4 separate regions of the Mus musculus genome follow, and all the other regions are linked to region 4. A link is a loop called in an ENCODE intact Hi-C map of the cell type or tissue named here. Cell type or tissue: left cerebral cortex. All regions are shown on one strand. Region 1 has its middle 100 kb from the start of Gm35517. Region 2 has its middle 100 kb from the start of 4933402J15Rik. Region 3 has its middle 61 kb from the start of 4933402J15Rik. Region 4 has its middle 150 kb from the start of 4933402J15Rik.

Region 1 (8,000 bases), 85 kb after region 4:
AAATGACAATCACAAATTCAATATGTCCCAAACTATCATTATTCACTGTGTTTATTCCAGATGATTCTGTTTCAGCACTACCACAACTTAACTAGTTCTTCAAGCTCTGTGTTGTTGTTGTTTCCAAAAAAAACCTATTTATTTTATGTTATTGAAATTGTATTTTCAGTGAAAGAACACATGACCCAAAGCCCCACTACCTTTGTCTACTTTCTGTTTTCTTTTCTTTTTTTAAGGCATTTTTATTAGATATTTTCTTTATTTACACTTCAAATGCTATCCCCAAAGCCCCCTATACCCTCCCCCCACCCTGCTCCCCAACCCACTAAATGGAGAGAAGCTGGAAGCAATCCCACTAAAATCAGGGACTAGGCAAGGCTGCCCACTCTCTCCCTACCTATGCAATATAGTACTAGAAGTCCTAGCCAGAGCAATTTGACAACAAAAGGAGATCAATGGGATACAAATTGGAAAGGAAGAAGTCAAAATATCACTATTTGCAGGTGATATGATAGTATATATGTGACCGTAAAAATTCCACCAGAGAACTCCTAAACCTGATAAACAGCTTCAGTGAAGTAGCTGGATATAAAATTAACTCAAGCAAATCAGTGGCCTTTCTCTACACAAAGGATAAACAGGCTGAGAAAGAAATTATGGAAACAACACCTTTCACAATAGTCACAAATAATACAAGGTCTGTGTTTTAGGACATCTACAACTACATCTTTTTATCTTATACATGACATCATTATTTGGACAATTTGACCTCATCTACGAGTTTCAATTTCCTTCACCATGAACTTGACCCCTATTAGTAAAGCATATGACAGACCACTCCTTTGTCTGAATAGAATATTGACCACCAACTTCCTTCCCTGTTTTATCTCTTCTTCCACGCTTCTGGAACAGCCTGTAACACAGTAATTCTCTTTCCACACCTCAGCATCCTCATAGATAAACAAGTTTGCTCAGTTGTGCCTTTGTCCTCTTCCCTACTTTTCCTGTGTCTCTGTGTGTGTGTGCATGTATGCATGTTCATGCACACATATGCATATGTATAGATATGTGCAGGAACAAGCATCCTGGTATCTCTGTGCTTTCCAACCATGTCAATTTCCAGTGTTTCTCTCCCAATTGCTTCTCAGCCTTACCTCTTCAGACAAGATGGGGCTCAGTTCATTTCTCGTTGATATGATGAAGTGCCCCAACGAAAGCAACATAATGCAAAAGTGGCTGATTTTGTGTCAAAGTTCCAGTGGGCATCATAGTGGTTAAAACCCAGCACTGGAGCAGGGAAACATAGTAGGAGGAGCAAGATGCCAGCTGGTCACATTACATCTAGAATCAGGAAATAGACTGAATAGGAAGTAGACTACAAAGCTTCAGAGACCCACCTGTTCCACTGAGGCTATGCCTCCTAAAAGTTTCACAAGCTTTCCAAGCAACTCTATCAGCTCTGAACTGAGGGGTGAAGCCTACAAACCAAGGGAGAACATTTCACATTAAAATCATAACAGGGTTGCTCCTGAAATCTGGAGTGTGCCATTTCAGCTAGGCTGTGTGGTCAGCAATCCTTTAGAATCTACCTGCCTCCACCTTCCACAGTGCTGGGCTTATAGGCTTATGTCACCGTGCCTAGCCTTTACTTGAGTGCCTACAATCCAAATGTAGAGTTTCATGCTTGAGTAGCAAACACTGGCCACTAAGCCACCTCCTCAGTCCCAACCTTCATCTTCCCATGCTCTGTGAATTCTCCATACTGACTTTGTCCCAGAGCAAAGCTAAGGTATTTGTTATTCAATTCAATGGGTTAAGCCTTTCAACCTCTTTTACAGCATGCTAAATTATATATGGAAATGCCCTTCTCTGACACTAGGTGTTAGGCTCTAGTCTTCTGTGTTCCTACAACTGCACCTTTGTATCAGCACCCACTCCTCCTATTACAAAAACAGAAGTGCCCCCTCTTTCTTCATTTTCTTTGAGGGCAGTGATTGCAGAACATTTGCTTTCTCAGTATCTCATACTCACTAAGTTCTCAGTAATCATTTACTAAACTATAGAATATTGGTTCTGGATTCTACCATTCTAAGCATGTACTTGTCCACAAGATACTATTTCTTTTTCTGTCTGTGTACAATTTTTTTCCTAAAACTTGTAAAATGAAATTATCTTACAATCACTGACAAAAGAAGATAATCATAACACTAGTTTTGGTTTATTTACCAGGTGCTGGTCAATGAGCTAAGAGTTTTACACACATCTTCCCACTAACCTTTCTAAAATGCTACAACATGGTTTCTATTGTTGCCCACACTTTGTTTCTGTGGTGTTAGAAGCTGAGACCGATTAACTTTCTTCAAAATCATATGATGAGAAGGAAGGAGTCTACAGCATGAAGCCATATCTTGAACTCTCAGATTTTTCCAGAATTAAAAATAAAACAGAGCACTGTGGGACAGCACCGAAGTCTGTGGGACACCAGAAAGCAATTCAGAGAAAAGTTGTTCTGTGGTTTAAGCCTAAAGATTAGATAGATTGATATTTATTTTTGGGAAGCACTTAGTAATTGTCTGTATGTCTCTCCATTCAGGATTCAAACACCAAGGGACATTAAGATATCACCAAATGGTCTAATATTCTCTGTCGATATTATCCTGCTTATTCATTCATCATGCATTTATTTGACATCTATTTTTTAAATGAAAAGATTTAAATAAAGAGCCATTCCTTCTCTGTGTTTATAGTATACAGGAAAAGACAATACTCTCATTAAAGTCATGATATAGCATATGGAGAATGCTATACCTAGAAATCCACAGAGTTTAAAGTGGGTATTCTCAACCAGTAGGAGCATCAGAGGAAGCTACCTGGAAGAGGACTCACTTAAGCAGAATGCTCAGACAAACTCCACTTGGAAGTTAAGGCTTTCTCTATCAAAGCACATCCAGGTCTCTTGATAGTCCTTATCAAATGATTACTTAATTGTAATGTGATCACATTTTTTTTTCTTGTTTAACTATTCCAATTTTTATTTTAACCAAAAAAGCCAACAAGAAAAGAGTTCAGTGAGGCCCATTTTATGTCAGGTATTTTCCAAACCCCTGATATCTAGACATGAGTTAGACATAATTCCCATAATTAAGATATTGAAAACAAAAACAAAGAAAAACTCTTAGTGAATTACCAATCATTAGGTAGTTTGTAGGGGGAGAGAACAAGTTAGTCGTGTTCCAGATTGGGAATGAGAAAAGCAAGAAGACCAAGGAAGATTCCATGTAGGAACCAACAGTTGGGTTGAGTAGGAGGACACCAGAAGAGAACGAATATTCTAGAAAGAGGGGGTGGACTATGCAAAGTCATGGAGGTGAGAAACATCACAGAGTTAAGTAGGAAAAAAAGGCATGTGGTGGCAGCTAGAGGAGGTGTTGTGCTTGGGAGAGTATAAGGCAAAGCAGACACACAAAAGTAAAATAGCAAGAAATAAGGCTGCATAATTAGGGGAGCCTAGATTTAGAGGGTTTCATGATTCATAAGATCAGTCCTAAGCAGCAAATAAGCTTCATGTATCATTAGCTTAAATAACAAAAACCCTTTACTTATGGCATGTATCAACCCTGGGCCCACTATACCTCTGTTCCAGGCATCTTTATTACACCAGGATTCAGGGAGAATAGGACTTCCCTTATAATGCATTGTCATTCTTATAGGACAGTTAAAGTAGAAGGAGGACAATATAGTCTACAAAGCTACTGACTCCATGTAGCACCTAGCATCTCTATTCTTAGCTTATTAACCCAAAGCAGGTCACCATTTCAGCCCTGATGACAATGGGTAGGTAGCAAGGAAGTCTAATTCTCCATAAAGGCAGAATGACAATTTATCACAAACAAAAATAAACTATACCACACCACCTGGGAAATACAGACATTAAGCTATAGTTGGTGATTGGCCAGTAAAGTCTTTAAAATGCTCTAGTTAACATTGTATCATAGATAGGACAAACTAGTTTCTATGGGAAGACTCAAGAAGCAAAGATTGCAAAAACCAGATACAAGTATATAGCCATTCATCTCTTGGGCATCTAGCTTCACACACATTGACTGTACATCATAATTTCAGTGTTTGCAATGGCCACAGATGGAGATATGCAACCAGAAACACAGTGATGGGCAACTACTCCATCCCAAGAATGTAAAATTTCAGCCACATCTCTAAAAAAACAAAACCACAGCCTGAACTGAATTTTAAAGTCTGAGATGATATTAGCAAGGCATGAGAAGAAGGGATGAAGGATCATGGATGTAGAACTATTTTAAAGAAAGTGCTGTCTTATCACTAATTTGACACTAACTAGGCAGTGGGGCATACACAGCAACACTTCTAACTTCTAAGACGAAGGTATTTATTTTCTCTGTCACTATGATAAAACACTATGCCCAAAGCATCTTATTGAGTTTATTTGGGCTTATGTTTTCAAAAGAAGAGTCCATAATGGTGGGGGAAGCATCGAAGCAAGCAGCTACAAGAGAAAGCTGACACATCACATTTTCAAACACAAACACAAAGCAGAAAGAGACAACTAGAAATGAGTTAAGGTCTTACTTCTAAGCCTGCTCCCAGTGACACACTTCTCTAGCAAGGCTATACCTCCTAAAGGTTTTGTAACATCCGCAAACCAACTACGGACCAAGTTTTCAAATACCAGAGCCATGAAGGATATTTCTATTAAGTTTCCTCACAGAGATCCAGTTATTATTTTCATCTATGAATGTAAAGGATTGGTAGAGGCTTATTCACTGATGAATTGTTTTGAAATTCCTACAATGAAGTCTTTTTGATTGTGAATTACTTTTTTAAATTTAAAAATATAACCCCTATTTATATATTACTATGCAATCTATGTTCTAAGTTTATAATTATTGTGTGTGTGCACTGTCAATAACAGTTTTTAAATTGAGTTTACAGTAGCTCTAAACAATGAGTTGAACGGCCACCTGTTGTTTCAGGAACTACTACATGGTAAAATTATTTTGCTTGTTTGGTTTTTTTGTTTCTTGTTTTTTTTACTAGGATTTATTTCATGTACTTATATGCTTGACATATTTTTCTCATGTTATTTACAAGGTTCCCCACCCAGATTATATGTAAAATTCATCTGAGATATAAGTCAGTAATTCTCTCTCTCTCTCTCTCTCTCTCTCTGTGTATGTGTGTGTGTGTGTGTGCGTGCGTGTGTGTGTGTGTGTATGTGTGTGTACTTGTAATCTTGAAATCTGAGACATTATTAGGTCTAAAATAAGAGGGGAGGGAAGATATTTAAAAACAAACAATGTGTGAAAGCATGCATTAGTACACATATACACCAATACATATGTATACATATACATGTGTGTACATAAATATGTAGATAGTTACATACATACAAAAGGTGGCAGATAGGGCAAAAGGAAGAGGGAATACAGGGATGAAGTGGGAGGGAGAGAGAGAGAAAGAAAAGGGAGTGAAAGAGGGAGACAGGAAAATGAGAACCCACATGTAAACATTACTTTATACCACAGTAAATTTGAATCTAGATACAAATAAAAATTTCCACCACAATTATTTTAAAGCTTTCTCTAGGTGATAGTAATGGATAGCCAGGAATACCCTTGGGTTAGATTTTTGTTGTTGTTGTTCTTTAAATATATTGCTTTTAAGTGAATTTTAACATTTTTCTTAGTTTTGTCAAATTCAGTTCTGCTTCCTTATATTGAGACTGGAAATGAATATTTGTGTATTTACTGCTTGGTCACTTATAGACCTCATTTTCTGGTATTTGTATTTTTATAAATGTTTCATATACACTTGAAAACAAGATGTTTGATGTTTTCAGTGACCAGAGTTCACTTAGACTAGTTAATTAAAGCATGCCACTATTCTAGACTGCAGGTTAGACTAGAACATCATCAAATTCCAGTTCGTAAGGGTCATTGGTGGAACAATTGTTACTCTGTATTTGATGTTAGAAATCACTCATCTCTAATGGTTTTATTTAATGGTTTTAAACTAATTCCCTTTTGCCCAATAATATAATTCACCCTCTGCTTTTAAAATTATCGACTTTGTCTATTTTTAAGAAATATGTTATATTTAACTTTGCCTCCTGTATACAATACACATCAACCTATTTTCTTTTTTTTAATTTTTAATTTTTTTATTACGTATTTTCCTCAATTACATTTCCAATGCTATCCCAAAAGTCCCCCATACCCTTCCCCCCACTTCCCTACCCACCCATTCCCACTTTTTGGCCCTGGCGTTCCCCTGTACTGGGACATATAAAGTTTGCTTGTCCAATGGGCCTCTCTTTCCAGTGATGGCCCACTAGGCCATCTTTTGATACATATGCAGCTAGAGTCAAGAGCTCCAGGGTACTGGTTAGTTCATAATGTTGTTCCACCTATAGAGTTGCATATCCCTTTAGCTCCTTGGGTGCTTTCTCTAGCTTCTCCATTGGGAGCCCTGTGATCCATCCAATAGCTGACTGTGAGCATCCACTTCTGCGTTTGTTAGGCCCTGGCATAGTCAAGAAGTCATACCAGGAATTCTTCTCAGGACTTCCCTTTATCACATACTGTCTTATTCTCATCCACTGTTATACTCCAGAACCAATCCCATGCTGGGGAGGCAGAACCCAGAGAAGGGGTAGATGATGGCTTTTCACAGTATAATGCATGTCTGAGTGAGCAGTCCACATCACAAACAGGGCAGAGAGGAAGGATGTTTGGGCCAGGATTGCTCATTTTATAACAATCTTCTTGCAAAGAATTACTGAAGGGACTAATTAAGAAATACCTCCCACCAAAGAGGACCTAAGGCTCTCACTTCACCCCAAGCTCTGGAAGATGCTATAGTACTTCCTGACACCCTGCAAAAGAACCACTTAATCACAAACGACCCTTCAGGAACACAAACCCTCCGTAGACCACAGCTCGCTTTTATCATTTTGACACTCAACATTCTATGTGGCTAGCCTCCTGAGCTCTCTCCCATTCCCGCCTTGCCATACAGACTTGTGTATTTAGATCAGTGTATCCCATCTATTGTCTAGTCTATTTCTAAGCCAATCCTCTATAAACATCTGCCAAGTTGAAAAATACTAAATTATATATGAAGAAACAATATTGAGAACTTACATAGCTTTCTCTGTATATTAAAACTGGGGTTATCATACTATATTTTGGCTCTAGTAAATCCTAGAAGGATTTTGGACAATGTCTCATTACTTAGCTATAAAGGTTAAAATGAAAAATCAAACACTGTATTATTCTCTAAGCCCCAGCTGGATCCTCCTGTGAGCTGCCAACCAATCCCTGCGCTTCAGGTTTCATTCTATAGGTCTCTATTTCTCCAAGAAAGCTATGCAGGCTGGGTAACTGTGCCCAAACCTAGTCCCCATGAATGAAACCCCAGTCCAGAAGCCACCCTCTGAAGGTTCCCCATGTGTTCCCCAACACCCACACTGAATTACTCATTCCACTGATCTAAGGAAGTATCAAGGAAGATTCATTCCCTGAAATTCAGCGTCAACGTGAAAAACATTGCTGTTACTTTACCATAAGAGCTTCTCTAAAGGAGACAAAAATCTAAAACCAACCTAGCATTTTAAAAAAGACTCCATCCTTTTTAGAACAGGAAGTAAGATGGGAAAAAATGTAAAGGAAGTTAAAAGAGCAGGCTTTGAAATGATTTATCATCTTGGAGGGAAAGGAAAAAAAAAAAAAGTCCCTGGGAACTTTCTCAGTATAAGAAGTGTGGATATTCTTGGCCTGATTCCTGTCTCGCACCTTCCTGCACTGCTCCACTCTCTGCCACACCTCCCCCAGCCCCTGTGCTAAGGAGTGCTCATTTGCATAATTAAACTGCTTCACAGTGATGCTGAGGGAGAAGGCATTCAGTGAGCCAAGTGCTCTTCAAATGCCATCCTTACCCACCTCCCCCTAGACAAGGGGAAGGGC
Region 2 (8,000 bases), 48 kb before region 4:
GAGAAAAAAGGTGTTTACTTTAGTGACAGGAATAGAAGAATGTTGCCATAACATTTTAGCAGTGTCAAACTAAGGTGGTTGCAGCAAAAAATGTATGCAGGTAGTAGGAGCCCATGGTAATAAATGTAGGGCAGTAGTTCTCAGCATGTGAGTTGTGACAAGTTTGGGGGTCACATATCAGATATTCTGCATATCAGATATTTACATTAGGGTTCATAACCATAGCAAAATTACAGTTATGAAGTAGCAACAAAATGATTTTTTGGTTGGCGGTCAGCACAATATGAGGAACTGCATTAAGGGGTTACAGCATCAGGGGGGTTGAGAACCACTAATCTAGGGGGAGCAAGAATATAAACACAGATAAAGGGAAGCAAAGAAAAAAATGCATGCCAGACAAAGCAATTCAACGGTCAGAGAACAGAGGATCTCAGGAATGACTTGTTGTCAGCAATATTTTGGGAGTGTTAGGGTGGAAGATTCACAGTGTGGATGCTGATTCACACCTACTCCTTGAATCCCTAGCAGTCAGGATTTAACCAAAAGGGTTAAATCTCTTTGGGTGGATCCTTGCATATCCTTACAGTTCTCCTGAAATTTGTTATTCAGGTTTGCAAGGTAAGATATAAGAGGCCAATGATTCTTAAGTTAGGGACTCTGACTTTCCCTTGACCTTAGAAGGATGGTTTTACCTTCCTTATGGTAAGTAAACTCACACTTAATCTTTCAGACTATGTTTTTGGCACATTGCTCTTTCATTAGCAACTGGAAAATAATCTTACCCCACTGGAGTATATTTTGTACCAATTCTTGACTGTTTTCTAGATATAACCTGAAGCTGAGCTGCTACAATAATAGCAGGTTTATCTATTCCATAGAGCTTTCTAGTGGGTGAGGTCAAGGCAAGCAAATGGGTCACTAATGTGCATTGCTTCAGTTGAGTTGTTATCTCATGCAGAGAAGAGTCCTGTTTCCATGTCATTCCTTTCGTTCAACCTGAGCACTGTAACTCAGGGAAGGCAGGGTTGCTCAGCTTCTCTTCAGGAGTCCACTTGTGAGAAACCACTGTAGCACTTGCTGTACATTTTCCACACAATATGGTTTAGGTCTCATAACACCTCTGAGATGAATGTTATGCCAATTTGTATATGGAGGAACTGAAGAAGCTAATAGAGTTACATAAGTCAGGTGAGAGTGCTGGAACCCTGAACACCATATTGTGACAAATGTCTATTGTATCTTTCCTGAGGTCCCACCTCTCTTCCTAGAATGTCCACCAGCCTTTCACTTATTGGGTCTTCACCCTTATGATGCTCAATTCAATCTTAATACTTCCCTGGTATGGACCATAGTGATAGATGTCTGGGCTTTCTGAGAGTTTGTGGTCTCAACAGTGTCCTCTACTGAGCTACAGTCACCTTGAATACCCAGAAAAGTCTTTTTCCATCCTAGTAATCAAAAATTTCTGAGACTTGGCCTTAAGCCTTAGTCACCTGTGTCAATGTTGGGGGGTGAGTTTGGTAGACAGAAAGAGTTCAGAGAACACCATGCCTTTTAGCAGGCTCTTCTTTACTGGCATGAAAATGTGCTCATTTCACTGGTGCCAATTTTATCTCTGGAGGGTAGTGTCTGGGGAAAAAATGACAATGTGTGGTTGGTTATCACCATCTGCATTTTGCCTTGTAGAAAATCTTAAGAGTATCACCAGCTGTTCTGTATAACTGCGGGAGGCTCCAGGGCCTCTAGGGAAAAGAAAAAGCATAAGGACCCAATCTTATTCCCTCTGAAGGAAATGCAAACGTCTGGAACCTGGGGGTGGAGAGAAAGGGAGGGCGAGCCCTGCATTTGTTATAGCTAGAGTTTGCTTTTGTGTGTGACCATGTGCTGGCAGGGCAAGAGAAATGTGTGCAAATTCAGAACACAAAGTCATGGAACTTGTATGTGTGTTTGGCCGATTGGAAAATGTCATCACATTGAGTACTCAAAACATCCCACCCACGTTGCAGAAGAGAAGTGTAAACACAGAACACTAGGGCGCTGGGTATAGCCTAAAAGAGGTCCATGTATTTTTAGCTTCCAGATTTATTATAAGAAAATGACAATGCACATGTGTGTTTGTTTAAATATAATGCCAAAGCTTTTCTACCAAAATTCTAGAAAAATAACTGGTTGTGCCTAGAGAAAACATTAATACCCTGAAATGCAGATATTTTGAGGGATCAAAGTAAGAGTAGGAGTTGGGGTACACATCAATAATCTTAGTACTTAAAAGGGGGAGGCAGAAGGACTGGGAGCCTGAGACCATCTAAGCTATTCTCACATACTCGTCTCAACAAACTCCGGAAATATCGCTTGGTTTTACTGATAGAAGTTGAAGGATGTTAAACATAGCAGTCATTTAGTATGCTGTTGCTCTAGGCTTCCCAAGGGCAAAGGAACTGAACTGCTGGAGACGCAGAACTGCTGAATCTAGTTTCAACCCAGACTTTAGCTGCTAAAAGGGCTTCAGGTTTCTAGATTGTATGAGGGCATGCTCTGGGAGCACTATTGGGCCTGGCAAAAGAATCTCTTAAGTGACCCTCATTTAAAAGGAACCCCTCTATAGTCCTTGGGATAATTTCAGTGTCAGTGATAAGCCTTTGTAAACCTAATAAAATTTTGTGGTTTTTTTTTCCAATTAAATATGGTCTTATAAAATCTGAAGATTTATAACTAATAGAGGCCTAATTGTTTAGTGTAGTATATTATAATTTCCAGAGTTTCTCATATGATTATCTTTATTATTAAATGTATATGGACAATTTAAAGACATTCTCTCTGTTTATATAATGCTAGATTCTGACAATAAAAAAATGAAACTTGGATAGTCAGGATCAAACACCTTCCCTCAGGCCCTGGTTCTCAGCATGTGAACTTGGGTTGACACACTCAAACCTCCTTTGATCTTTACCCAATAGTAAAAAATATTTATGGTCACTGATATATTTTAATGGCTGTATTTCAATTTTCTGTGATGTACCTCTACACACACACACACACACACACACACACACACACACTAATGAGTTGAGTATAAGAAGGTCTAAGATGTCCCTACACTAAAGGAATTACAAGTTCACAAAGTCAGAAACATACTTATTATCTCTACATCACCAGTCCTTGCTGATTCCTAGTTTTATGATCTGAATGTTCCAATGTCTGAATTAGCCGAAACATTTTCCTAGGTCAGAATAAGATCTCTTTGTGTCTTCTAAATTGCCGGTAGCATTTAGGTGCTTGTTAAAGTATTTACATTTGCATCAAACTCTTCAATGAGATGTCAGCATGGCTCTTGCATGCCAAAGACTCTATTCTGGCAATAATCAAAGCAATGCCAGCAGCCACTGTTTATGAAGAACTGTGCATGAGTCACATGCTGAGCCAAATACTGCATCTCATTTATCTTGAAAGAATGATGTCACCTAGATGATGTGACAGTTATTCCATAGGTGAGACAGTGGAGGATTAGTGATACTCTGTAACCTGCCCGATGACACAGAGTTGGACACAGAGAAAGTGCTAGATTTCAAACTCAGGCCATTAGTCGTCAAGACTCTTATACTAAACAGATCTCCATACCTCCTACAGTATGCCAGATGCTCTTTATTTTCCTCTTGCATTCACTGGTTAACTAATCAGAGTTCTCTGATGATGCAGTGGGCTAATCTGCAATAAAGGAGGGTGGGTGGGCTCTACAGGAACAGCATTCTGATCTCTTGTAGTAATACAGTTATCACAGACTAGATAATTTAAAATGATTTGAAATGCACTTTCTCACAGTTCCAAAGACTTGGAAATCCAAGATTCAGGAGCTGTGATGTAGTGTATGTCAGGAGTGTCTTCTCATATCTCATGGTGGAAGACAAGGTAAGGGTGAGAGACATGGTAGCATTAATCCATTTGTGAGGGCAGAGTCTCCATGACCCAGGCTTGAAATGATAGACTGAAACTACAACATTGATCCTTCTGGCTTAGGGGGAAGGAACGTTCTGTATTCATCTCTGGTTGCTTGACCTCTTCCAACATCTTTTTCCCGTAGGAGTTTTCACTTTTCAGTAGTGATCCCAGTACCATCCTCCAGTCTGATCTTCAAGCATTCAATCTGGTTATTGTTTTAGGTCTGAGGAATTAATTTAAGTAAACTTAAGAACAAGGCTCTTGCTTCTCCCTCACAGAAAAAAAAATGAATTAACCTTTTAAAATCATAGCTTTAGAAAACTAATTAACCCTATTTATTTATTATCTTGGTCTGTTTATTCACTCACTTACTCAAACTCTCATTTTTTTTCAGCAACTCATTTTTTTTTTGAGTTTACACAATTTCAACCTTCAAGGTATTCACACTCAATGACAACAATCAGCAGGCAACTCAATGATTAATGTAAATACTGACCTTGAACACTGGCTGTCCTAGTGTGCCACAGCCCTGGGATTTCCTAAGCTGTGAAACTAACTTGGCTCAAACTGGGACAGTTGCTGACGGATGAGATAGTTGGTTATTTGAAACCCCATGACTCAAGCTGTAAGGACAAGGTGACATTTCCTAGCAGCAATGGTTCTAATGCTGGAACTTCAGTTCAGACAGCCATGGAACTCAGTTTCATAGCATGGGGCCCTACATTCTCTGTGATATTGATAGCTCTAAACACAGGGATGCACGAGGGGGGTGAGAAGAATGTATATAGGTGCAGATAAACAGCTTTGGTATTTCTGAGTGAACACTAAACTCTCTTTAGAAATTGGCTCCTTTACATTTTCTAAAGAGCCATCTTCCATACCCTACTCATTTCTGCATTCACAGCCGATCCCCGTTGCAGGGCATCTGAGGCAGAAAGCTTTGTAGAATCTTAAATCAGCTACACTTCACCCTGCAGATATCAAAGGATGAAGAACTCTCGGGAGCAGCAAAGTGTGGCTAAGTATGCAACAGTCTCATTTACTGAGTGACACTTAGCCACTGGGGATATGTCCTGGGTGTGGCTGAGGCAGTATTGAAGCTCTCCAATTGACCTGGGCAAGAGTACAGGCTGGAAGCCCTGCTGAGGATGGACATTCTTTGTTCCCCAGGCAGAACTTGATCTCTGGAGGCTTACGATGTAAGACTACGGCAGAACTGCCAGAAAGCATAATAATTGCCGTGATTATGATTATGAGCGCCTTGTAATTGCTGTTCCATCATGCCAACTATCTTGGGAAGGAAAGAGGGAAGGCCTCATGAATAAATGATCACTTAAATATTTAAGCAGATGATTATAATATACAACTTGAAATTCCCTGGCTTTATATTACCCTTGAAGGCAAGTGCTACATGCAAAGTCTGGGCAATTTGAATAGGCTTTCCAGTTCAGACATCTGGTATCCTGAAATATGTATGTGTGTATCTGTGTTGAAGAATCTCATGTAAGTCTGAGTAATAGATGCATTAGAAAGTATTTATATAACACAAATATTTAGGTTGCTTATTTCAGGAGTGTATTATAAAATATATTGAATGTTCTATCTTTAACCTATTTCTAATAGAAAATGGAACGTCATATACACACACACACACACAGAGAGAGAGAGAGAGAGAGAGAGAGAGAGAGAGAGAGAGAGAGAGAACCAAGCCCATTGCAGCAGAAGAGGGCATTTTCTCATTCCTTACGCCTTCCATCATATGACCAAACAGCTCTAGCAAAACACTGTTAAGAGTTCAGGAAAGCCAGGCGTGGTGGTGTACACCTTTAATCCCAGCACTCGGGAGGCAGAGGCAGGCAGGTTTCTGAGTTCGAGGCCAGCCTGGTCTACAAAGTGAGTTCCAGGATAGCCAGGGCTACACAGAGAAACCCTGTCTCAAAAAAAGAAAAAAAAAAAAAAAGAAAAAAAGAAAAAAAAAGGAAAAAAAAAGAAATAAAGAAAAAAGAAAAAAAGAAAAAAGAAAAAGAGAAAAAAAGAAAAAAGAAAAAAAAAATAGTTCAGTAAAGCATAGTTTGAAAGATCCATCAAAGAGAAACAGAAAGCCTTTATCTGAGAGGAAAACTTGATATTTAGGGATGATGTTGCCAGAATGGGCAAGCTGCATTGTGTGTTTCCAAAATCAGGCAGCTACTACCCCTATTACCTGGACCTTAGATGATTCAGAGAAAAAGCCAGATAGGTTGAGAGCAAAGAACATCCAAGCTGTTACTTTGTTTCTAGATGGACATGGTCTGGAGGAAATAAAGCTCTAGCAGGCGTGCACTCATGCAGCTAAGGCTATTCAATGTACAACTGAAAAGTTACTTAAACCAGAAAAACAAACCCCTCCACTCCACTGCACAGTATTCAAGCATGTACTTCATAGGTAATTACTCTCTCTCTCTCTCTCTCTCTCTCTCTCTCTCTCTCTCTCTCTCTCTCTCTCTCATGTATCAGTGAGGAAAGCAGATATACATGTTTGGTGCAAAATACTTGGAAACTGAACTCAGGAGCACATCAAAAAAAAATATCTACCATAATCAAGTAGACTTCATCCTACAGAGGCAGGGATGGCTCAAAATATATAAATCAACCATGTAAATGAATTAAAAAACAGAAACCATAATACCATCTCATAGATGTAGAGAAAGTTTTTATCAAAATTCAATATCTACTCATTTTAACACTCTTGGAGAGTCTATGTATCCAGGTGCCCTACCTTAACACTAGGCAGTATATAATAAGCCCACAGCCAATATCCAGTATTGTGTTAAATGAAGAGAAGCTCAGAGCATTTCCACTAAAATCAAGAACAAAGCACAAAGCAAGGATATTCATCTATCCAGTCCTGGTCAATACAGCGTAAGACAAGGGAAGCAGATAAAGAGGATGCAAAGAGGAAGGAGTAACCGTACCCTTATCTGTGGATCGTATGATTCAATACACAAGCAAACTAGCAGGGCACAAAGTTAACATGCAAAAATGAGAAGCTTTTTTTATACAACAAACATACAGAGAATGAAAGCATTTATGGTTCATTGCTTATGTATAAGACATTCTTGCCTTTTTATATTAACCTCATATACTGGCATTGCTGAAATTGCTTATTAAAGAAGTACATTGTAATTTTTGAGAGTTTTAAATAATCACTTGTATTCATAGAAATTTTCTTTTTTCTAGGCTACCTGATTCATTAATATAGTCATTTCTAGCAGCCCTTTATAACCTTTTTATATTTCTGTGACATCAGTAGTCATGTCTTCACTTTCATTAACATTTTTCATCTTTAACAAATTTGATTGTTTTTTAAGGGTTTTGTTTTAGGTGTGAAATTGAAAGAAATACCTATGAAAGAAAACATCTATATGGTGGCTTTATAAAAAGTTGAACTTGTATTCTATAAAAGACACAAAGAATAAAAAAAAAAAAAAAAAAGGGACCAGGGGAGAATACTTGAAAATCATGTGTCTGAAAAAAAAACTTCCATCCAGAGTATAGCTATAGTTCTAAAATGAAACAAGAAAATAATCAACCCAATTTAAAATGAATAAAAGATCTTTACATATAGTATATGAAAAATAGATGAGTAGATAAAAACATAGGAATATTCTATATAATTCCTAGCTAAATGCAGTTGAAAACCATAATGATATGTATCTGCACACCCATTAGAATTTATTTACTTAAAACATAAAAGTGATGTTATAAAGTACTGCCAAGAATATAAACAGCTCAAACCTTACACATTTTTGATAAGAGTGAAGAATGATTCAACAACTATGCAAAAGAAATTAGGCAGTTTCTTACAAATTTAAATAAAGACTTATTATGTCACCCAACAATTATACTCTCAAGTATTTACTCAAAATAAATGAGAACAGATCTCACAAAACACTGAACCTTTGGTCATTATCATCCTCTACTAGGGCTGGAGAGATAGCTCAACTATTAATATACTGGTCATACAAACATGAGGATTAGACTTCAATTCTCAGCACCTACATATAGTCCCAGGGTGGCAACAC
Region 3 (8,000 bases), 92 kb before region 4:
ACTGCCTCCAGTCACCTCTGGCTCTTGTTTAGCTTTCTTTGTATCATCTTGTCGGGCACTCTCTTCCCCTGGTTTCCTCTTCTTTCTGACAAGATGGGAAATATCAATCACACAGTTTGATGAGGAAGTGCCATCTGTTGGTTTTCTACTGGCTATCATGGATACTGAAGCACAGGCTCCACTAGGAGTGAAACCCGAAGTAGAGCTCCCCACCAGAGTAGTTTTCATTCCCTGAGGATGTAGGCCAGTTCAGCTCCATCCCTACTCCACTGAGATTCCTTTGCATCTTCTATCTTCCTTTGAATTTCAGGTAGCAGTTCTTTCAGCTCCTCAATTTCTTTCTCATATTCAGTAAATGTTCCTTTAGCCTCCTCATCTGCTCGTGTAGTACAGCAATCCTCTTCTCAACGACTTCAATAGATTTGCCAAACTGTGCTACTGCCTCATTACACTGAGAGCTGTAACCATTGGCCAAACCCAACTGGTAGTGAGTCTCTGCAAGGAGACAATCGTGAGCTTCCAAATATTGTTCTTTTAGGCTTCAGCAAGCCTGAAACTATCCTCCTCTTTGGATATAATTCTCAGATTCAACACTAACTTCTCTAAGTTTAAGATGGGTTTGTGCAGCATAAAACTGGGCTTCTTTTGTTTCTTGCCTCTTAAAAATGATCTTGGCTAAATCCAGCATATCCCAGGCAAGTTCTAAATTCCCAATCTCTTCCTCTTCATTTTCTTGAGGAGAATTTTTTTTCAAGAACTGGTTTATTTGTTGTTTCTTCAGCCTTGTCATTTTCTTTGTCTTCTTCCTCTGAGCCTTCAGTTTCATCTACATTATTATTATTTTCGACCAAAGATTCATCTTCTGTTTTTTTCTCCTTCTTCCTCTTCTATATGCACTCCTTCTAAGACATTTCCCAACACTCCAGTCTTCATTCTGGCCAACTCCTGAAGTGATTTCCCATAAATAAAAGAATGCTTCTCCACACTCATTAGCTGTTTTTCCATACTTTTTACCTAAAAGACTAACTGCTTCCTGGAATGCATTAACAGTTGCTAGAATGTCACCCATCACCAGATGTTTCTGTCCTAGTCCCAGTAGTTTCTTAGCTTCACTATCCACATCCAGATCTTTAATCCCAACACTGAGGGGGCAGAGGCAAGTAGATCAGCATGGTCTACATGGTGTGATTCAGGAGAGCCAGGGCTCTCCATTTTATCTGCAGAGGTAGAAGGAAATTGAGCATCTTCAATTTCAGGTAGAGAAAATGGTATATTCGACTAATAAACCTTTAAATTATCTCTGAAGCCAGTTGTATAGCAATTTCTCATCCATATTCTTACCTTGAGATTGGCTCCTGCAGTGTACATATAAAACCTGTGACCTGAGTTGCACCCTGCATGTCCCTGTCTGCCTCACGAGTGCCAGAATCACCTGCTTTCTTGAGGACAGGATGCCAAGAGGAAACACAGCTGTGCCAGAGGCTGTTTCAGATGCCCGTTGGCTCATTTTCTCTGAGGAGCAACCAAGGGGAATGTTTTTTACTCTTTCTTGGAATAGATGAAATGATGACTAATAATTTCTGACCCCAAACCTCATATAACCTTTTGGTTCTAATCGTTGTTTGCAGTGGAGGTTAAGAAATGCCACCTTCTCTACTGTCTGGCAATATCTCATCCATCCTTGACAGGGCTGTAGGGAAGGGGATACTAATGCTTGATGATGCGTTCTAAGGCTAATTCAGAATCATCAGCCTTTCTTCCCCAAGGCCTTTCCTTTTGTTGTTTCAAGAAGGAAGACTCAGCTTGGGCCACCTTTGCTACAGCAAGAGACTCATATGGATGAGGATGGTATGCCAGGCAACTTTCCTACCTCATTCCTCTGGCATTGGCCGTTCTCATTCAGCTGGTGGGATAAAATCTGATGTTCAGTACTGACAGTTAGGAGAACATGGTCTTCCTTTGCTTCAGAGGGTCTTAACATTTGACTCTACTGCCCAAACACTTCAATAGAATCCTGTCTTTAGTCGGTGTCATGATGTCTTTGAGCTAGAGCAGAACTGGATTTTATGAAAACTAAGAACTGCTTTATAGTCTGGGAGGCCAATGCCAATCCATACTCTCCCCTCTAGTGCTTTGCAAGAAGTATGATAAGTTCACTGATGGCTTCTGTTATTTCTAAGTTTCTTAGCTTGAAATAGCCCCTTAGTTCAACCTTAGTCATGGAACTATGAAAACAATATGTTTGTTAAGTTGATGATAACAATCTGGGCATGGATTGCATATCTGTTTCTCACTACTTTGACACTCTTGGCTTGTACAAGAGTACAACTGCTCAATAAGTAATAGTCTTATTGAATTGCAGCTGATTAGAAATGTTGCTAATTACTCTGTTGCCATGAGGAGAAGGAGGAGGAGGAGGGAGAGGAGGAAGAGGAGGAGAAGGAAGAGGATTAAAAGGAGGAGGGGAAGGAGGAAGAGGAGGAGGAAGAGGAGAAGGAGGAGGAGGGGGAGGAGGAAGAGGAGAAGGAGGAGGAGGAAGAGGAGGAGGAAGATGAGGATTGAAAGGAGGAGGAGGGGGAGGAGGAAGAGGAGTATATTGTGAGCCTGGGGCACTGAGCCATAATATCTCTTCTTCACATATCCAATATTTAGTGGGCAAGAATTCTGAGCAGTTAGATTTTATAGGCCAAGCAATCACTCAGACAACTATTTACATTTAGCCCTAAGTGCTTTCTAAATATTCCAAGCAGCTTTATTCTGTAATTTCTGGGGCACCTGGAGGAGTATGGTAAATCATTTTTTTTTGCACAAATAACATGCATATTGACTCCATGAAACTCAAAATAAGTATGTTTTGTATATAAGTTGTAACTTTATACATGAAAGTGTCTCTCATCCTTAGGCATATCCAACCTTTTTGCCATTCAGATATCATCTACAAAACCCATGCATGAGGACCACACAGTATAATTACAAAAAAAACTTCACAAAAACTCATGGTTTGAATGAGTTTATGCTTTTCACTGGGGTATGTTCATTGCAATGAGGAGTTGCACGAGGATAGTGGCCAGTGGTTGGACATCTCTGCTCCGCAGAATTTTCTTCCTCTTCTGCCTTTCCCATTATAATTCTCCCTCAGGAATTTAATAAACGTTGACACGTTGTACTGGAAATGAATTCCTTTAAAATACAATGTGAGGCTCTCTTTACAATTTGTGCTATATAACCACAATCGTTCCATTGAGGAAATAATTGAGTGGAGTTTGCCCAAGTCAGTGGCCTGGTGAAAATTCATTGGAAAAAGAGTTAAAAGCAATGCATGTGACTTTGAGAGGTGAAGTTCACATATAATATCAACCATACAGCTAGGCCCATCCCATAGTGTTGGCCCTGTCTTAACCTACCCTGCAACTTACACACCTTATTCTTTATCTGGGGCTTTTTGGACCAGTTCACAGAACGATTAAATGCATAACTTTCAAAATTATGAGTATTTGGGGTTTAAATATGAGCATATATCTTCTAGCTCTTTAGGCAGATAACATAATTTTCCTCATGCTAACATTTTGTCTATAAAATATAACCCGTGCTTAATGAGGGTGTGCCTATTTAAAGGCACAAGCCCACATGCTCACAAGTCTCAGCTCTGTAACCACAATGCTGTAGTTAGCCCAAAGAATAAACACAGGGAGACCTCTGGGCTTCTAAGACCAGAGATGAAGAGTTTTGAAGCAGGATGAGGTGAATAATACTGTTTCAAGATGAGTAGGTACCAGAAGTACTAGAGGAACTCAAGTGAACTGAGCTCCTTAAAGTTAAGGCAGACTGAGAGAAAGAAAGAACAAATGGTACTCATACGTGTCTGTGGCTTCGATCCAAACTTCTGACTCACTGGTTTATCTCCTTAGGTGCTTGGATTATAAAAGCAGTGCAAACACTGTCATTAAAAATAGAAAGTTATATTGTAAATTAAATGTCCCCACTGGGGAGGTAACATTTCTGAGCTATTTGTAGTTGGCAGACACTAAAATAAGATACCCACTCTGCAGTGGATTCTGTTTTGTCCCTGTGACTTTAATTGGACTGCCAGGACACACGTCATCTTCAAGTGTATTTACCCATCCTAAATCAAGAAAGTGAGTTTCTAGAAGCATGGAGACAAGTTGAACAAGCAAGCCTGCCCCGGAATTGCACTGTATTGATTTGGTGTTAAACTAACAGGAAAGAATCCCTCTGAAACATTTCTATTTAACCACCATAGAAGAGGCCTGAGAATGGAAGTGAGGTCTACTGAGTTCTTTTTAAATCAAAGGGCTCTATTTGCAGTTTGAAGTACTCTGGTGCGTAGTCAAATCTTGGGTAGCTGGGAATCCTTGTGCCCATCTCTTGCAGAACTATCACAAGAGAGATGTAGCAGCCACAAGTATTCCCAGGAAACCTGAAAGCAATACAGATGATGTGAAGCCTCATCTACATCTCTAGGGTTTGCCACTGAGAGCTAGAAAGCCTGAAGGTTAGAAGAGTCCCCAGTGACTGGCAAGTGCTCCATAAGAAAAGAGAATTCACTTTTATTTTTAATACTTTCCTAGACAGAAATATAGACAAGTAAATTAAAGGATTCCCCTGCCCCAAAGTAATGAAATTTCTTTTTCTAGTTGAATTTGTCTATTCAGTTTATTAATAGCCCTGCTCTTAGTGTTCTGATTGCTTATTTTAGTCTTTCAAGAGATGAAGGAAGAATGCAAGCACTCAACAGGGCTACCCTTAGATAGATCATGGGAGACACTGGTTGCATTTCTTTGGTGTTTGGTTTGGCTGGGTTTGGTTTTTTTCAGGGGTCGTTATTTGGAAGATTTTCATGATAGCTTTCTTTGCAGCATGGTATAGCTATGAGCAGCACAGGGCAGAACTAGGCATGTGGGAGACAGGGTACTGCCTCATGGAGGTCAGGGAGAAGTGACAGTTTTCCGCGCTATTTTAGATGTGCAAGATTCTCATTCCCAGCACTGATTTAGAAAAGCAGTAAAGATGCTTCTGGACATAAATATCCTCCTGTTAGTGTGTGTGTAAGGCCAGGGCAGGAGGTGGAGGAAGGGAAAGGTGGCAACTCAGGATTGTTGTAGGAGATGGTGATAAAGACCCTTAATTAAGGCTGGCACAGGAACCAACCCAGATTATTAGTAGAAAGAATTCAGTAGAGATCATATTTGTCCACCATGTCCTCAGCTACATGACTTGTCTGGTGACCACATTCAATTTCTCTGCGATCAACCTCCAGCTTTACTTGTACCACGCATAGTCTCACATCTCTTCCATGAATGCAAGACTCACATAAACAAAGGTGAAACGTTTACTTCGAGTTATGAATGTGTATCTTTGAAAATAAACAAATTGGATATCAGATTGCAATGAAGTAATTAAATTACATCTAAGAGGAAATGTTTCTGCTTCTAAGAATCTCCTAAGAGTCCTTCTTTCTAGTACTAGCATGCTCACCTCTGGAAGATTAGGTTTTCTTCCTTTCCTTCTGCTTTTCTTAATTTCTGCTTGCCTGACCCAGACCTATCTTTGGAGATGTATGACAGTATCATGTAAGTGGTTGTTGTTTGGCCACGGGTAACTTCCTTTCCCACCTTGTTTTATATAACTGTTCTAAATATGCAAGAGCTAGTAGACTTCTTTGTATTGGGTATACTTGTGTGCAAAGAATTCAGACCAGGTATGTTAATAATAATAAGCCAGGGTAGCCTTATTATTTTGACCTCTTATTCCTTTGGCAAGAAAGGAACTTTGAGAGTATTTTATAAAATTACCTCTGTTCCTAGATAAAGAAGCTACAGGTTAAGTGACCTGTTTGAGATTACATACCTAATAGATTGACAGGGGTTAGGACTAGAGATGGAGCATGTGGTCCATACTCTCTCTTGCTCCCCCACCTCTCTCATACATACATACATAAATACACACACACACACACACACACACACACATACACGAGATAATATCATATATTTATATATCTAAGATAAATATATATATCATATATATATTTATATGAGATCTAGCTCACATCCGTATTTTAGAAATGCTTTTAACAATGTTTTTCTTTTATTAACTTTCTTATTTAAGTGTATGAACAATGAATTTTTATGACATTTCATACCTAAATCATTATATTTGAGAATATTCACCCCCCTTCATCACCTTCTCATTTCTCCTTCCCCTTCCCATTTGTCCCTTGCCTCTCCCTGAATAGTCTCCTTTCTGCTTTTGTGTCTCATACATCTGTTCCACATATGTGAAAGGATATGTAATGTGTTTCTTCCAGTTTGCAACTAAAAAGAGAATTTCACTCAGTCTTCATCCAGGGTAGAGAGAAGGGAGAGCAGGATGGTTGCCTTAGTGAAATAACTCAGGCATTGCTATGGGCAACGATCTTTGCTGTGTTTTGGTTTGTGCAGGACTTGCTGACTGGGCAGCAGCAGCCTCCTTGACACCATGAAGAGCCACACCTGAGATGAATAGCTAGCATGAAGACCAAAACACATAGAACAGACTGCATTGTTGACAGTATTTTCCAGCTGCTGAGTTAACTTCTGATCTGTTGCTTTCCTGTCTTGTGATGTTGTTGGGAATTGCTGTGGGAATTGATGGAGCAGCTCTCTCAGATTCTATTCAGTAACTGTTAAGAGCTTGCTACTAACCACGGTGGGCATATATTCTTACTAGAAATGGCAAATATTACATGTATGAGTGTTCAACTGGATATAACTAATTTTTTAAGATTGATGCACATTTAGTTGTATGGTCCAACACTTATAGCTGAGAGCATTAATTGCTGTGGTAGCCAGGCCTTGCTGTACAAAAATACTGTACTTAAGCACAGCTCAAATAGTTGCAGAGAGTGAGTCACCATTAGACTCTAGATGGCTGCTGTTATGGAACATGTTTCAATTAAGGACATATCTCTTATTGCTATCAGAGAAAATATACAGTTATCACTTTACACTTGGAACTTCTACTCACTCTTGGCCTCATGGCTTCAGATTTTGAGAACAGATTTTGAGTGAATATTCCAATATGTCTTTAGTGGTTGAGTAAACAGATAATAAGAGAAGAGAATTATGGTGGAAAGAGAGTTCTTTGGGCTCAATGGCATCCCAGCGGCAGTGTCACTCAGAAGGCAGGGTTTCTAGAAATATAACACCAAGGAAAAGGAAGTTCAGAAGTCATCAGTTTTGAGTAAAAGTCAAAACATTCTAAAAGTCCTTCATGCCTTGCCCACTATACAAATCACACTGGCTTTCAACTCCCAAAACACAGACTGCATTGTGCTTCTATTTGGTTTTTAAATGGCAGTGACTATAGGAGGGGGCATGGAAAATGAAACCTATATAGGTTAAGAGTGAGACACTGAGCTTCAGTAGAGAATTCTGCTCTCATTTGTCTTGCCTTGTAGGACTCATTTCAATTCCTGGTTTGTTTCCTATATTTTAAAATAAAGGTGGTAGACTAGCATTTAAAATAACCCTTTAATTTGTGAAACTGTGTCACAGAGATGATATTCATATGATTCCATACAGAAACATCTTCATTTCTTCAGTGATATATATGTAGTGAATATGCTGATTGCATTATATGTGTCATGACTTAAACATGTAAAAGATACATGATCATGAGAACTGCACCTGTGACCTCATTTGTGAAAAGGCTTCAATAATACAGAACTGGTGGGTTTTCAGAATAAGCGATGAGATTATTCTTCCGATTTCATAGTTACAAAATCCTATAAAGAGGAATATTATTATTAAAATTCATGGAGACTCTCAGTCATTTGGGAAATATCATCTACTCTTATACCTCATATTTTTGTGTAAAGCTTACTCACTTCCTTTTATCGAGAATGTTCCATTGCACGTGGGTCTACATTGATGGTAGTTATTGGTGCCAGCTAAAGATTACTGCTTGTCCCTCTGCTTTGCTTATGAAATCAGATCGAA
Region 4 (8,000 bases):
AAAAAAAAACCTGTGGAGTTCCTTTAGTGATCATCCACACTGAATGTCCAAAACTACTTCATAAGCATGACGTCTAGGCATAATCCTGATCAAAAGAGTATTAAACAGGGATGAGATCATAGCTTGGCAAATAATAGTCCTAATTACCTGTAAAGCTCAGAAAGAAACAGCATGTAGAATGTTTTTCAAACGGAAGCAATCAGCTCAGCATCATCTTGACACAGTCTCATGCATGTCCAACTGGTAAGCTGGGCCCTGTGACCAGAGCTGGACTCAAAATGGACACAAAGGAGCAGTATCCATTGTGACAAAAGGCCAGTATATTGCTAGTAGCAATGCATGATGATCATATTTTTAAGGGTTAAGCACTTGTTTATTTAGCTTCCAAAACAACTCTATAATGTAAATAATTATATTATTATTTCTATATTAAAGGAAGCAATGAAGGTTTAGGAGTGTTAAATAACATTTCTAAGGTTTAAAGTCTACTTTTAACCACACTACTACACACTGTCTCTAAAAGGAGGTGGGTTTGTACCTTTTGAGGGCATAGAAGAAATTTGGGCGATGGTTTCATATTGGTTGCTATTGGTGTGATGTAGAAGCAGGTGTGGGACACCAGTTCAAGCAAGAATATGCATGTGATATATGTAGAGGGTCCTTTTTAGACAGATTAAATTATCTTTCTATGCAGCCACATTTTTAAAAATATATACAGATGCTTCCGTGATTACTAACGTGTAAATTCATGCATTCTAGTCATCTTTAAATCTGAAAACTTTTTGGAAACAAAGCACCATCCTGTCATGACATCAACTTAACAGCTATGCCTTACATACTTATTTTTGGATATGAATATGTCACTTTTAAACAAAAGAAGAGCTAACCAAAAATAAATCACTATTTTCAGGGTATCCAGTAACTTACTTCAATTACAAAAAAAAAAAAAAAGTTTTATAATTCAAAAGACTTGGAAATCACCAAGTAAGATCCCTTAAATTTAGGGGCATTGACCTGTTTTAGTTAGCTATAGCTATACCACGTGATGTTACTTGCCATACTACCGATTGCAATGTGTAAGAGTTTGAGTACTGCATGTGGAATTTATATAGATTTAATCTTCAAATCTTTTTGTGATAGAAATAGTTTTTTGTCTTTATATAAAGACCATAAAATGAATGCTGAAATATTAGATGCTCACGGGAACAGAGAAATGTTAATTGGGTACCCACCTTGACTTCTGTACTACCCTGACATCTGTCTCTGAGATGTAGCTTTCTTAGGTGAAAAATGGACATGCTTATTTAGATCTAGATAGGAATGTAAGGCATTTAGAATTACATAATGAGCCATGAATGGTGTGTGCACATTTGGAAGGGAAAATGACTTTCTAGATATAATTAACCAACTAAGCTCAGTCAGTCTACGTACAGTATGTCAATTTGGAACAGGTCCTAATACAGACTCCTCAGTCTAACACTGAGCAAATTTTTCCCCTGCCTATTTCTTTTTTCTTCTTAAGTGCAGTTATGTCAGACAGGAATGACTTCAGTATGAACTTGACATTCTCCTATTAAGTCAGCAAAGTAATTAGGGGGAAAAAATTACACACCAAAATTATCAGTATATATAGACAGAAGGGGTAATTCTTCCAGACATCTCCTTGTCGAGCTACAGGTCATTGCTTCAGCCAGAAATAGTTAGAACATTACAGTGTTGCTTCTGATAGTCATGTGCTTACCTTCAGCCCAGCCTTTCAGAGGCCTGCCACTCAGCACAGAAACAAAAGGATATACTGATCTTTGGAACTGAACTGAGCCTATCACTGCCAAGGGTCTCCTAAAGCAAAGGGCTAAAAACACTAAACTTGTCTTAGAGTTCATGGAACTTTCAGGTAAAACATGGGATATTTTAATTTTTTGGACGGTTCTCCTGTTTTTATTTATTTGTCTTTTATTGGTTATTTTATTTATTTACATTTCAAATGTTAGTCCCCTTCCCAGTTTCCCTTCTACAAGCCCTCTATCCTCTCCTCCCTCCCCCTGCCTCTATGAGAGTGTTCCCCCACCTGCCCACCAACTCCTACCTCAGCAGCATAGTGTTCCCTTATCTTGGGTCATCAAGTCTCCACAGGACCCAGGGGCTCTCCTTCTAGTGATGTCAGATAAGACAATCCTCGGCTACATATCCAGGTGGAGCCATGGGCACCCCCTGTGTACTCTTTGGTTGGTGATTTAGTTGCTGGGAGTTTGGGGAGGTCTGGTTGGTTGATATCATTCTTCCTTTGAGGTTGAAATCCCCTTCAGCTCCTACATTCCTTGCCCTAACTTCTCCATCGGAGTCCCTACGCTCAGTCCAATGTTTGGCTGTGTACATCTGCATCTGTATTGGTCCGGCTCTGCCGTCTTTTTACCTAGTTTTCAATTCTTTTAAAAATTAAGCTTGATCTTTGACCATCACCCCCCAACACATAAACATATGTGTGTGTGTGCTATATGTATATATATATGTATGTACACATATATATATTTAACACATTTCGATTGCTTTTGCCTTAATTCTTTCTTATTTTCCCTCCTTCTCTTTCTATCTCCCATTTCCTACTAATTTCCTCCCCCATCCATGCCCTACTCTTTCATGGCCCTTCACGTTTGAGGAGGGCACTCTGTGTAACCATAGGATTAGAATTTATCTACTGGAGGCTAGTCGGTATAACCAAGTAAAACTGAATACAGTAGTTTCTTTCTCTGAGCGTCTATCAGCAGTAAAGGCCAGGGTCCCATGGCCCTCTGCCACCCATGGTTAACTATTGAGGGGCCTACATTATACAGGCTCAATGCATGTAAATAGAGTTGCTGTGAGTTCCTGGTTACACTGATAGTATCATGGCTAGAAGCTAGGATTTCTGTATCTTTCTATCTTCTGGCTATTGAGTTCTTTTTGACCATTTTTCTACAATGTTCCCCGAGACTTGGAGGGGTGATTTAGGACTGAATTCTCATCTGTCACTTAATTCTGAGCATCTAGGACAGCTATGTGTCCACATTCCCTGACATTCACTGTGAAACAGAACTTTCTGTGATTCGGGTTTAGCGTACCATTTTCTAAAGGTATAACCATTAGAAAATTTAAAGGCAGACTGACATTATATACATTTCATAATCATTGGGAGTATTTTTCCATAAGGTCTTATGTCCTTAAAAAGCCCAGCTCATATCATTAGACACCAGATCATTTGTGTGATCTGAATGTGTGATCTGGTTGGTGAATACAACCAGAGAGTGGCTGGTTACCTACATTATATTATACCATTATCTTCCATGTGAACATATCTTTGCCTGGCAAATTGTTATGGTAGTTCATGTAATTCATTATAATCCACTACTAGGTACAGCTGTTGATGCCTTTATTTTCCCAACCACCTATGTGGCAACTTTTGGAACTTTGAGAAATAACCAACAGAATTTTCCAGATAAGTTCTACTGTGACTCCTCAGTATTCTTCTTTCCTTCTTGATCCCTTTTATAATCATGTTATGTGTCATGCTCAGCAGTAGGTCTTAGCCTCTAGGTATGGTAGACTAACAAGCAAAGAGACAAGTGCCTGTATTGTTTTTGAGGGTGTGTGGAGCCTCCAATACCCTTAGGGAGTTATTTCATACCTGGCATCTGAGCTTTCCTTCTTTCTTTTTTCTTTCTTTCAATCCTTCCTTCCTTTCTTTCTTCCTTCCTTCCTTCCTTCCTTCCTTTCTTTCTTTCTTTCTTTCTTTCTTTCTTTCTTTCTTTCTTTCTTCCCTTCCTTCCTTTCTCCCTTCCTTTCTTTCTTTTTCTCTTTTTACACTCACTTACACACTTTATTTCACTTTATCTTTGAAACAATACCCTAAGCGATTCAGGACAGTTATCACCATTTTCATCACTGTCACCCCATATTATAGATGGGGAATTGATACCCACACAGATTTAATATCTTTTTCCAAACAGGAGTAAGATAGACATAGGGATATTCCTAATTAGCAAATTAAAAAAGATGATTTTCCATCTCTTTAGCTGGGTTTACTTTTTTATTTCTTTCTTTTAAAAAATTTATACAATATTCTAATCACAGTTTCTCATCTCCAAAATCCTGATAGACCTTCCCCACCTGCCAGCCTACCCAACACCCAACTTCCTTTCTTTCTCTTTAGAAACGAAAACAAGAAAGAGAAAAAGAAATGGAACAATTTAAAGAAGGACAAAGAGGAGGAGGAAAAGCTGTAAAAAATACAATAAGACAGAAAAAAAATGAGACAAAAAGTCTTCAGAAATACCATTAGTTCATTTTGTGTTGAAATGGCCATCTACTGGTAGGCATACGGGAATACCCTTAAGTATGGTTTATATAATAGTTAAGCCTCTATTATGGAAAATTAAGTTTTCCTTTGTGAGTGGCAGATAGTTTCTTGGTAGGGATGGAGCCCCTGTCCACCTTCCCTCTTTCAGCACTGGGACCCTGTCTGGCTTGAACCTGTATGCACCATAGTCTCTGTGAGTTCAATTGTGGCACAAGGATTCTTTTTTTTTAGCATCTTGATGCTTGTAGGAGCAATATATTCTAGTTATACTGGTACGTTCCTCTAAACTCTTATTTTTAAATGTCTTTAACTGGGTTAGAAGGCAGGTTTCCATATGGCTGTCTAACATCCCTGCTTCTGTTTTTGCTAACCCGCCCCACCACCTGCTCTGTCATCCTCCTCCTGCCTGTAACCCCTTCCCAGTATAGTCCTTTCTCCCACATGTTCCTCCTTCAGACTTTATGTCACCTATGTTCTTCTATCCCATAATACTTAAACATCCTGTCAGAGTGACCCCTTTCTAGTTTCATGGCTTCTATGGGTCCTTTGTCATAAAAGCCTAAGAGACAAAGCCAGGATCTGCACATAAAAAAGATCACATGGCATTTTTTCTTTTTAGCCCAGGTGACTCAGTATAATTTCCCCCAATTTCATTAATTTACCTGCAAATATCATTTCCCCTTTCTATTGACTAAAGTTCTATTGTAGATATCTTCAATATTTTTGTTTTCACCTGCTGATGGAAATCTACACTGATTCTGTTTCCCAGTTATTGCGAATAGAACATCAATAAATATGGGTGTGCAAGTATCTCTTTAGTAAGATGTAGATTCATTTGACTATATGGCCAACAGAGTTATAGCTAAGTCATATTGTAGTTCTATTTCTAGTGTTTAAGAGGATCCTAAGATTGACTTCCATCATTCATGCACTAGTTTATCCTTTCAACCATGTCAGTATTTATATTACTATTTGTATTTTTGATGATGACCATTCTGACTGCAGTGAGATACATTTGAAGGTAATCTTAATCTGTATCTCCTAGATGCTGTTTTTTAGAGCATGCCTATTATAACTTGAAATCAGGAGTGGCACACACATACACATTTTTAAATATAATCTACTCAGTCTGTATAATGTTACTTGCATGTATGTTGTCAGGGCTTAACTCTTGGTATTGGATAACCAATTGTTGCATTTTCCCTGAAGAAGACGTATTTCTCCTGTTCTCAGTGTTCCTTATGCCTGTAGCTCTTTGTGTAGGGTTGAGGCCTCATAACCCCCATACAAATTTTAAGCTTTTCTTCTGTTGCTTTGAAGAAATGTTCGTAGAATTTTTATTGTGATTGGACTGAATCTGCAAATTGCTTTTGGTTAGGGTGGTCATTTTCACAATATCAACTTTTCCAGCCCATGAATGTGGACAGACTTCCCATCTTCCAGGGTCTCCCTCAGTTTTTTCAGAGACTTTAATCTTTTACTATAGAAATCTTTCATTTCCTTGCCTAGGTTTATTCCTAAGTATTTCATCTTTAAGACTTATTGTAAATGGGATTGATCCCCTGATTTTATTTCTCATATGCATTTCACTGGTATAGAGGATGGCTGGTTTGTGTGTGTGTGTGTGTGTGCGTGTGTGTGTGTGTGTTAATGTTTCATCATGACACTACTGAAAATTATTATAAATTAAGAGATATTTAGGAAAATCTTTAGGATCTCTTATGTACAGAATCTTTTCATTGGTAAATAAGGATATTTTGATGCCTTCCTTTTCTATTTGTATCCTCTTTATCTTCTTGTTTTGCTTTCACTCTAGCTAAGGCTTCATTCACTATATTAAATAAAAATTGAAAGAGTAGACACCCATATTTTACCCTTCAATTTGCTAAAATACCTTATTTTTGCCCCATTTAATATGATGTTGATTGTAGGTTTATCATAGCCTTTATTAGTATGGTTGTGGTATGTTTCCTCTGTCCCTAGCCTCTCCAAGTCTTTTATCATGAAAGAGTGTTGAATTTGTCAAGTACATTTTCTGAATCTATTGAAAGAATCATATGAGTTCTGATTTTTAGTACATTTGTGTGATAGATTACAATTATTTACATATTTATCTATGTAGACTCATATTTATATTTCTATAATGAAATAAATTTGGTCATGATGATCTTTTTCATGTGATCTTGGATTCAGTTTGCGTTTTATTGAGAATCACCGCATCTATGCTCACCAGGAAAACCTTTTCCTGGTTTGTTTTGTTTTTCTCAGTTCTGTGTGTGTGCCCATATGTGTGTACTTGCATATACACATGTGTGTTTATTTATGTTCTGTCTGGGTACTATTAGTTCGCAAAGAAAGTTTGGGAGAAATCTGCTTTTTTGTTTTTTTGTGTTTTTTTTTAAATCTTATGTCATAATTTGATTAGTATTAGTTGATTCTTCTTTGAATGTGTGATAGAATTTTGCAGTGAATCCACCAATTTCTGCTCTTTTTAACTGGGAGATTTTTAAAAAAAAAATTATATCTCCAATGTCATTTTATAGATGTGTTTAAACTATCTATTCATCCTGTTTTAATTTTAGTTGTTCATATATATTTAGAAATTCATGATTATTTTAGACTTTCTAATGTAGCTGGATGTGGGTTTTCAAAGCATGTCTTTACCATTTTCTGAATTTCACTCTTATCTGTAAAAATGCTTCTATTTTAATACGTTTAAAAAATCAGTTAATGTGGCTGTATTAGTTAGGGTTTTACTTCTGTGTACAGATACCATGACCAAGGCAAGTCTTACAAATGACAACATTTAATTGAGGTTTACAGGTTCAGAGGTTCAGTCCATTATCCTCAAGGCAGAATCATGGCAGCATTCAGGCAGGCATGGGTGCAGGAGGAGCTGAGAGTTCTACATCTTCACCTGAAGGCTGCTACCAGAATATTCACTTTCTGGCAGCTAGGACTAGAATTTTAAAGCCCACACCCACATTGACACACCTACTCCAACAAGGCCACATTTCCTAACAATGCTACTCCCTGGCCCAAGCATATACAAACCATCACAGTGCTAAGGATTTGTCAATCTTACACTTTCAAAGAACCAATTCTTGATTTCATTGATTCTTTGTAATTTTTTAACTTTTTTATTATTTATTATTATTTTTTTATTTTGGGGGCTAAAGACATGCCTTCATAGTTAAGAAGCTTGCTATTCTTCCAGAGGACCTAGGTTCAATTCCCAGCACCCGTAATGACAACCATTTGTAGTCCTAGATCCAGAGGATCCAATGCCTTCTTTTAGACTCAACAGGTAGGGACATTGTACACACATATGTGTGTGTGTGTGTGTGTGTGTGTGTGTGTGTGTGTGTGTGTGTGTGTGTGTATGTATATGCAGAAAATTACTCATACACATAAAAACTTCTTTAAAAACTTAAAATTTTGTATTTCACTTATTTCCATCCTGATCATACTTATTTCTCCCTATCTACTTCTTTAGGGTTTTGTTTGTTCAGATTTCTGCAAAACATTAGCTTTATCATTTTTTACCAATTTTTGAAACAGCCATCTAAGGCCATAAACTTTCCTAGTAGTGCTGTCAACATTATATCCCATTACTTTTAGTATATTATGATTCTTTTTCCTGTTCCAAGATTTTTTAAAATTTTCT

Evidence for each region. Peaks named below come from ENCODE experiments on the same cell type or tissue, not always from the same donor. Only the 100,000 strongest peaks of a DNase experiment are listed, where the experiment ranks them.
Region 1: a loop joins it to region 4, with 3 times the contacts of the local background. A loop is called at or near these places in 4 of 42 quality-filtered maps.
Region 2: a loop joins it to region 4, with 2.3 times the contacts of the local background. A loop is called at or near these places in 3 of 42 quality-filtered maps.
Region 3: it touches region 4 in a loop (2.0-fold over the local background); 2 of 42 quality-filtered maps call a loop at or near these places.

Annotation. Positions count from the first base shown.
Region 1 is chr14:74,113,264-74,121,263 of GRCm38, reverse strand. No RefSeq gene overlaps it. Among named protein-coding and RNA genes, the nearest start is that of Gm35517, 100 kb to the right of the region's middle. In left cerebral cortex, no CTCF peak of the experiment used is centred here; DNase peaks (open chromatin) are centred at 3,369, 7,520 and 7,875; H3K27ac peaks cover 575 bases.
Region 2 is chr14:74,246,730-74,254,729 of GRCm38, reverse strand. No RefSeq gene overlaps it. Among named protein-coding and RNA genes, the nearest start is that of 4933402J15Rik, 100 kb to the left of the region's middle. In left cerebral cortex, no CTCF peak of the experiment used is centred here; DNase peaks (open chromatin) are centred at 1,718 and 3,407; H3K27ac peaks cover 918 bases.
Region 3 is chr14:74,290,680-74,298,679 of GRCm38, reverse strand. It overlaps the pseudogene Gm6986. Among named protein-coding and RNA genes, the nearest start is that of 4933402J15Rik, 61 kb to the left of the region's middle. In left cerebral cortex, no CTCF peak of the experiment used is centred here; DNase peaks (open chromatin) are centred at 3,950 and 4,954.
Region 4 is chr14:74,198,627-74,206,626 of GRCm38, reverse strand. No RefSeq gene overlaps it. Among named protein-coding and RNA genes, the nearest start is that of 4933402J15Rik, 150 kb to the left of the region's middle. In left cerebral cortex, a CTCF peak has its summit at 4,328; DNase peaks (open chromatin) are centred at 726, 1,380, 1,726 and 4,714; H3K27ac peaks cover 1,857 bases.